Linked DNA regions of Homo sapiens: region 1 is linked to region 2. A link is an interaction called in ENCODE POLR2A ChIA-PET data of the cell type or tissue named here. Cell type or tissue: Panc1. All regions are shown on one strand. Links, peaks and the distances in the headings refer to the core of each region. The heading gives the core; the rest is flanking DNA. Region 1 overlaps MAGI2 (membrane associated guanylate kinase, WW and PDZ domain containing 2). Region 2 overlaps MAGI2 (membrane associated guanylate kinase, WW and PDZ domain containing 2).

The links. Peaks named below come from ENCODE experiments on the same cell type or tissue, not always from the same donor. Only the 100,000 strongest peaks of a DNase experiment are listed, where the experiment ranks them.
Region 1: POLR2A ChIA-PET joins it to region 2 with 6 read pairs; 2 of 35 experiments call an interaction of 5 or more read pairs at or near these places.

The regions. Positions count from the first base shown.
Region 1 is chr7:78,250,578-78,254,978 of GRCh38, forward strand. All of the region lies in intron 10 of MAGI2 (membrane associated guanylate kinase, WW and PDZ domain containing 2), which reads right to left. Among named protein-coding and RNA genes, the nearest start is that of DDX3ILA1, 260 kb to the left of the region's middle. In Panc1, for the core only: no CTCF peak of the experiment used is centred there; no DNase peak of the experiment used is centred there.
Region 2 is chr7:78,739,347-78,743,747 of GRCh38, forward strand. All of the region lies in intron 2 of MAGI2 (membrane associated guanylate kinase, WW and PDZ domain containing 2), which reads right to left. Among named protein-coding and RNA genes, the nearest start is that of MAGI2-AS2, 270 kb to the right of the region's middle. In Panc1, for the core only: no CTCF peak of the experiment used is centred there; a DNase peak (open chromatin) is centred at 1,734.

The DNA.
Region 1 (4,401 bases), core at 123-4,122, 490 kb before region 2:
CAATTTCAAAAGTTAGTTCTTAAAAAGGAATTACATAAAATTTTATTAAAAACTTTATGCTAATTCAACAACTTAGATGAATTATAAAAATTTCTAGAAATACATAAATTACCAAAACTGATTTAAGAAGAAAACATTAAATCAAGAAAAGAAATGGAATTAATAACTAAAAACCTTCCTACAAATAAAAGCTCAGACTAGATGACTTCACTGGTGAATTCTATCAGACTTTTAAGGAAGAAATAATATCAATCCTACACAAACTGTTTCAGAAGTTAGAGGAGAGGGAACACTTTCCTACTCATTTTATGAAGCCACTATTATCCTGACACCAAAGCCAGAGAAATATATCACATGAAAAGAAAACAACAGAAAAATCTTCCCCCAAACAGATTAAAAAATCTTTAACAAAATATGAGCAAACAAAATTCAGCAACATACAAAAAGAGTTATATACCATGATCAAGTAGGGTTGTTATCCCAGGAACATTAAATTAGTTCAATAACTAAAAATCGTGTTATGTAATATACCATTATTAATAAAGGACAAAAACTACCAGATCATCCCAATAGCTGCAGCAAAAACATTTGATAAAAACCAAGACCTATTGATTATTTAAATTTCCAGCAAACCAAGAATAGAAGACAACTTTCTCAACCTGATAAAGGGCATATAAAAATCCTGTCCTAAAATCAGATGTAATGATGCAAGACTAACAGTTTCTAAAACTGGTAACAAGGTAGGGATGTCTGCTCACCTCTCTTGCACTCAATATTATTCTGGGAAGTTCAAGCTAGTGTAATAAGGCAAGGAAAAGAAGTCAAAGGCATACAAATTGGAAAGGAAGAAGTAAAACTGTCTTTATTACCAGATGGTATAATAACTACATAGAATATATTATGGAGTCTACAAAAAGCCTCCAGACTTAAAGAGTCAGTTTAATAAAATTGCAGTGTACGAAATAAAAAATGAAAAACAAATGCATTTCTATATATTAGCAATAAACAACCTGAAAAGACATAAAACAATTCCATTGACAATAACATCAACAAGAATAAAATAGCTAGAAATAAATTGAACAAAAGTACAAGATCTGTACATTGAAAACTACAAACTGTTTCTGAGAGAAATTAAAGATCCAAATAAGTGAAGAGATATACTATCTTTATGAATTAAAAGGTTCAATGTTGGCAATTTTCCACAAATAGCTCTATAGATGCAATGAAACACCCAAATCTCAGCAGGCCTTTTATGTAACAAAATAATTAAAAAGGCAATCCTAGGCCAGGCACAGTGACTCATTCCTGTAATCCCAACTTTGGCGGGTAGAGGCAGGAGGATTGCGTGAGCCCAGGAGCTCTAGACACCCCTGGGAAACACAGTGAGGCTTCATCACTAAAAGAAAATTTAAAAAGCCAGGTACAGTGGCATGTGCCTGTAGTCCTACCTACTGGAGAAGCTGAGGTGAAGGATCACTTGAGCCCAGGAGTTTGAGGCTGCAGTGAGCTATGATTGCACCACTGTACTGTAGCTTATGCAACAGAGTGAGACCCTGTCTATTAAAAAAAAAAAAAAAAAAAGGAACAATGCAATCCTAGAATGTCTATGGAAATGCAAAGGACCTAGAATAGCCACATTATTTTGAAAAAGCAGAAAAAGTTGGAGGACTAACACTCTCTGGTTTCAAGACTTAATAGAAAGCTAAAGTAACCTAGAGGGTGTGGTAGTAGCACAAGAATAGACAAACAGATCAATGGAACAGAATAGGGCATCTAGAAATAAACCTCCACATTTATGCTAATTCATTTTTGACAAAAGTGTCAAGGGAATTCAATAAAAAATTAGCTTTTTCAACAAATGGTGCTAGAATGATTGGATGTACATAAGCAAAAAAAAAAAAAATGAAGTTAGGCCCTTAATTCACAGTATACACAAAAATTATCTTGACATGTTTACAGACCTAAATAAAAGAGCTAAAGGTATACAATTTTTAGAAGAAAACACAAGAAATCTCAGGTCAGGCAAAGATTTCTTAGATATAACACCAAAAGAATGATCCATATAAGAAAAAAAAAAACTTGGGCCAGGCACGGTGGCTCACGCCCGTAATCCCAGCACTTCGGGAGGCTGAGGTGGGTGGATCACGAGGTCAGGATACTGAGACCATCCTGGCTAACACAGTGAAACCCTGTCTCTACCAAAAATATAAAAAATTAGCCAGATGTGGTGGCACGTGCCTGTAATCCCAGCTACTCAGGAGGCTGAGGCAGGAGAATTGCTTGAACCCAGGAGGTGGAGGTTGCAGTGAGCCAAGATCGTGCCACTGCACTCCAGCCTGGGCAACAGAGTGAGACTCTGTCTCCAAAAAAAAAAAAAAAAAAACAATGGGCAGCTATTGGAAACCTTGTACAACAGCCATTTTAGAAAACATTCTACTTCTTAACAATTTAAATATATATTCTTCTTACAGCTGAGCAATACTACTCCTAGGTATCTACCCAAGAAAAATGAAAACATAAGCAACACAAACATGTGTATCCAAATGTTCATAACAACATGATTCATAAATGTCAAAAACTGAAAACAACTCAAATGTCCATACACTAATGAATGGACAGGAAAATGGAGTGTATCTGTACAATGGAATACTATGCAGCCATAAAAGAAACAAACACTTAAACCTCACCGACATAGGTAACTCTCACCAGCATTAAGCTAAGTAAAATATTATATACTGTATGATTCCATTTATGAAAAAATTATAGAAAGACAAAACGATTCAGAAAGCATATTAGTGGTTACCTGGGGTTTGGGAGAATTCGGGATGATGGATGTTCTAAGGATTATGATGATTGTTGCACAACTATATCATTTTAGCAACTTACTGAGCATACACTTACATTGGTGAGTGTTGTGGTATGTAAATTATATCACATGGTGTATGTAAAACACCAAATAACCTAGGTATTTTAAAGTAGCACACACTTATCCCATCTATATTAAACATACTATATATATTCATACACGTGCTAGTAGACCATAAACTTTCTGTGACTATACATACAAACAATATATTTGCTTCTGGGAGAAAGGACTGAAAGTCTGGGATAGGACAGACAATTACTTTCATTTTATACTTGTTGACATTATTTGCTTTAAAAAAGTTAAACCATGTACATTATTACTTTATAAATTAAAAACTCTAGTAAATAATTAAAAACAGCCGACCACCCATGGTCCTGATATAAGGACCCAGGCCTGCGACTCAGCTCTTGAGTCTGCTTATCTCAAAGAGGTCATAGGCACTTCTGGTAGCCCATAATAAGATAAAGTGAATTTCACCACATAAGCATGGTGCTAGTTCCTATTAATTTCAGAGAGATGAGTATAAATTGTGGGAATTAGGGTAAACTCAAGAGGTTTTCGACTAGAAGTACTTTAAGCATCACAGCATTCTGCATTTTGCTATGCTAGGCAAAAAACAAAAACCAATTCCCTCATCCCCAAACACAAACCAAATGCAAAGACCACTTTGATTACTTGTGGAGTAAATGGGGGGCAAAGGAAAAGTGAGAATGGGGTAGCCAAGCTGATAGCAGGCACACAACGAATATTTTCAGAAAAGTACAAATTACCATAATGTAAATTAGGGATTTCAAAGTACCTTTTTTCTGCTATGTCATGCTTTTAGAAGAAGCTGTATATAAAAAATGCATCCAAATTTGTTTCTATGAATCATACAGTGGATACTGCACAGTGAGTTTGTGATACCATTTAATATCAAGAACTTGGTCCAAATATTTGATTTTCATTTGGACACTATGAAGATATGGCTATTTAATTAGCAATGTTTATTTTAATCTTAAGCAATGCAAGAAATTAAAATACCTTGCCAACATTTAATTATGAGAATTCAAGTGCTATTTTGTAACAATGCCTTGAGAAGGTCAAATTTAAGATTGTTTGGCTATCATATGAATTTCCCTTTTAGTACCGGGAACCTAAGACTTTGTAGAGTGCTGCTCACAAATGCCTGGTGTTTGCTGTCCGTTTCCAAACAAGGAATCAACAATGTGATACTTCCTTGAAGGAAAAACACCTGCAGACAGGGCCAAATAAATCATAAAAGGTGCTTCTTTCTTTCAGCTTTGACAGCCTTCACTTGCATTTCAAACTGAGAGTTTCAGGCTGTTTTGAGTGCTTTGAATAGGCAACCACATGTTTGTCACACGTGTGTCCTTCATGCATGAGTTCCTCATTGTCCTGTTCCTTCTGACCCACCCATGCTGAAGCTTCGATGTTTACACTCGCCAGACATTTAGTGAGCAGATGTTGGGCTACAACACTACCACTGGGTTAGGTAGTAGTATTATCCCATTGTAACAGATGACATGGCTGAG
Region 2 (4,401 bases), core at 77-4,076:
GATAGAAACTTAGAAACAAAGATAAGGCAAGCTGGCCAATGTTTTAAGTGCCATTCTGAAGGCAATGGTAGAATTGAGAATGTGGTGATAGAACGAGGTGCCACTACTGAAATGAGAGATTTTTCTGGAGTTTTGGAGAAGATTAGCACTGTGAAACCAGATAGATCAACAGAGAAGTCATAAGTTGCCCATGTAGGAAACACGAGCACATGACAGAAAGCAAAATCACTACCTCTAACAAAAATAGTATTAATTTATCTTTAAAATTCTTTAGTTGAAAAAGCTTCTATTGGCTTATAATTATTACCCAGAATCATTCCTAGGGCTTAAACGGTGTTTTCTTCTTAAAGCCTCGTGAAAGCAATTTCTTAGTTCTCTACGTAGGCGCACACCTCCTCGGCAAATGGTTTGTTTTTAATAGGCGCCGCAAATCAGTAAAACTGACAATGAACTTGAACGGGTTTCCCTCTTCACGTCGGTAAGCAGAGTGAAATGTGCAGCCCACTCTTAGTAAGCGTGTATGATAACCTGGCCAGGCGCGGTGGCTCACGCCTGTAATCCCAGCACTTTGGGAGGCCGAGGCGGGCGGATCACGACGTCAGGAGATCAAGACCATCCTGGCTAACACGGTGAAACCCCGTTTCTACTAAAAAGAATACAAAAAATTAGCTGGGCGTGGTGGCGGGCGCCTGTAGTCCCAGCTACTCGGGAGGCTGAGGCAGGAGAATGGCGTGAACCCGGGAGGTGGAGCTTGCAGTGAGCCGAGATCGCGCCACTGCACTCCAGCCTGGGTGACAGAGCCAGACTCTGTCTAAAAAAAAAAAAACAAAAAACAAATATTGTATGATAACCTGACATCTATCTCTATTACTGGCCTTATTCTGGGGTCTCTTTTATTCCCTTATCCTTGTTATCACCTAACCTCATCTTTGCCATTTGGTTAAAATTGATGTTTTCTTGTTACAGTACATACCTTGATATATTTATAAAATTGTTAAAATCTTTTTTACAGCAAAGTAGGTTATCAGTAAATGGACAATAGTTTAATCTTGTTTGCTAAATAGTAACAGAAATGGGATGTGAGTCAAGTTTTGAGTTCTAGGACTAACATTCAAAATCTTTAATCGCAGTATTATCTTCCTTCGTATACAGAAGCGATGGTACTTGTACTGTCTGATTGTCTCATTAAATAACAGCACAGTTATGTCAGATGACTGTCCAGTTTTAGGTGTGCAATCTATAGTCCTAGAAAAAAGCACAAGCAGCTAGGGAATTATGCTCAGAAATTCAGTTCAGTTTTTAGCATCACTGATACTAGAGACCAGTCAATTAAGTAATTCAGACCAGACTCTTTTTGCTCAATTGTGTAAACAAAGTATACCTAATTATGTTCTTTATCTGACAGAATGAGCATCCTAGAGTCATTAAAATGTATACTGAATAAGGATATGTGAAAGCAAACAAAGAAAGCACCCCCATGCTAATAGCAACATTTTCTCAAAAGTTTTTAGTCACATAATTATTATAATATTATTTTAAACCTGAGAAGAATATTATTCTCAAGAACAGGCCTTGGAAATAGAGAATGATGCCGCCCAATTCAGACAGAAATTGGTTACAAGGAAGTTAGACTACTTAATCAACATCGAAAAAAGTGTAGATTTGTGGCACACTGTGCCAGGATTTGAAGATAGAAAAAAAGCAAAGAATGCAGCCATTTTTTTTCCATCCGGGAGTTTTTAACTTGATTGGGGAGATTCTATACACATAAACAGCAATTATAACATTGACAAATTTCTCACAAGTCATACAGGAAGTAAGAGCTATAGGAATTCTCATGAAATATCTTCTTGTTGGGTAATCTAAGAAGCTTCATAGAAGAGACAGCTTTCAAACAGGTTTAAATACTAGAAAGAACGTAATGAGAGTGAGGTGACAGTGTCTGGTAGAAGAAACAGCATGAGAACTACCCATTTGGCTAGAACAAAACAGAGAGGCCTGTTTTGGAGGAATAGAAGAAAAAAGTTGAAACACACACACACACACACACACACACACACACACACACACACACACACACACGGGAGGGGGGTTAGATCATAAAAGGCCTTGCATACCAGATAAAGGAGCATCTGGCCTATACTTTAATGACATTGAGGGATTCTGATTTATAAATTCCAGACTGCAGACTTATTTGAAAATACAGTAGAAACTTAGAAAGGAAGATTGAGTACTCATTTCACTGTTAATAATAAATAGTACAGTACCTTGTTCAGCAGTGAGGCTCTAGAGTTAGTGGAATTTGATTAAATCTTAGCTTTGCCTCTTTACTTTGGACAAGTTACTTAACTTCTGTCTGCCTTATTTATATCAACTGTGAAATAGGGATACTAACTATACTAGAGTTGTTTAAAATCAAATCAAATAATGCAAGTAAAGCAAAATATTTGGTACCACTTAACCTCTCTATATGACGACCTATACATATAGATACCAATGCACTTATAAACACAAAACTATCATCCATAGATAATCTGTTACTTGCCTTGTCAGTCATGCCAAAAAAATGCCTTAAATTATAAGTTATCACGAAGGATAATTATCCTAATAATCCTGATTACTGTCCTTTGATTAATAACTAGAAATTAATCATCTAGTTATCTAGTTATTATCAAAGGACAGTAATCAGGATCTGGAAAGCCCTTTTGGTAATTGCATTGGGTAGAACCGTACATGTAGAAAATTGGAACTTTTTTTTATGAAACATAGTGCTCAAAATAAAGAATGAATGATAAAGAAATAAATACATAATATAAAAACAAGCCTTTTAATTGACCAAAAGACCTTTCCAAGGTTACCCAGACAATCTCTCTATACCTTGTGAATTCAGAAGAATAGGCCTAAAAAGGTTACCAATCTCTCTCTTTCCTCCAGCTGGGACTACACTGACAACAAGTGAGATTCACAGAATTCCTCTACCATCAGTTTTTAACCTCCAGAGAAACTGATTCTTCTGTTTCCTGTGGTAACCTCTTCTAAGGGTCAATGGCTAAGCATGTCAGAAAATCCTTCCTCCTTGCCAAATTAATTTCTTCTTATCTATCCTATCGTGTTTTTATCTGTTTTGTTAGAAAGTGGCAGGTACTGAAATTTTAAAACTCAGTTTAAAAACAGGTAAAATTTAGTAATTTCCCTCTGGCTTGGATAATTTTCTGATAAGATCCCATGCCATCTTTGTTAAAAGAAGAATAATTTATTTACTCAAAGCTTGAATGAAGATGTAAAGATGTATTTTCCAAAGATGCCCACAAGAAAATCCCCTATCTCAAATGTTCTTCTAGAACCTTGCCTCTCATCCATCAAGAAGTTAAATCTAGTTCCCTTCCTCTTAAATTTGTAGCTTGCTTGTGACCAATAGATAGTGACTCAACTGATGCAGTGTGACTTCCAAAATAAGGCTAGAAAAATCGATTCAGCTTCCACCTTGCTGGTAAGGGACCCTGACCCAGGATGCAAGTAGTCTGATTGGGCTTCCCCACAGCATGGTGGCCTCTGACCAAACTAACCCATGTGGTCAGACCACATGGAGAAGCCCTAACACAACATGCAGACAAAGAGATTCTCAGCCAGCCCATGCTGCTCCAGCCCTCTCTTGTCCTAGCTCCAGTCAGTGGGACCACAACTGTGTGAGTGATCATGAGTCTGAATTATCCAGCCAAGTGCTTCTCAAAATCTTGACCCACAGAAATTATGAGAAATAATGAAATGATTATCGCTGTTTTAAATCATTATGTTTTGAAGTGATTTGTTATGCAGGAATAGTAACTAGAACATCCCCTCCTCTACTAGAACCCTATAGAGATATAGGTCTAGTGCCTATAAAGACAAAATCAATAAGCTGCAATCAAAATGCCTAAAAAGGAACTACTGTTTAATAAAATGTACTTTATGTTTAATGTGTCTGAAGGCACTTTGTAATCTGTGAAGCACTACACAAGTGCTAAATGGTTTAGCTAATGAGACAATGAATCGTACAATAAAAATGCAAAGCATTTCACCAAAAAAAGAACCTTCCTTGTTCAAGACACACCTTTTAATATCTTCCCTGGTACAGCCAGAAAGGGTTAAGTGTTCTTTCTTTTGTGCCTGCAGTACATTTTGCACTTCTAGTACTCCAATTATGAGATCTAATTCTTTATTTTTGCATGCCCATTTCTTCTACTGGACTGTAACCTCCTTGATGACAGGTATTATTTTTCTTTGTGTCTTTAGACTGTAATATAATATCTGTCACATACTAAGCATAAATCCATATTTGTTAAATGAAAAAATGGAGAGGTGTCTACAGGCATGGTCATGCACCAAAAGGCTTTATAAGCATAGGTGAACAATTCTGTTTTT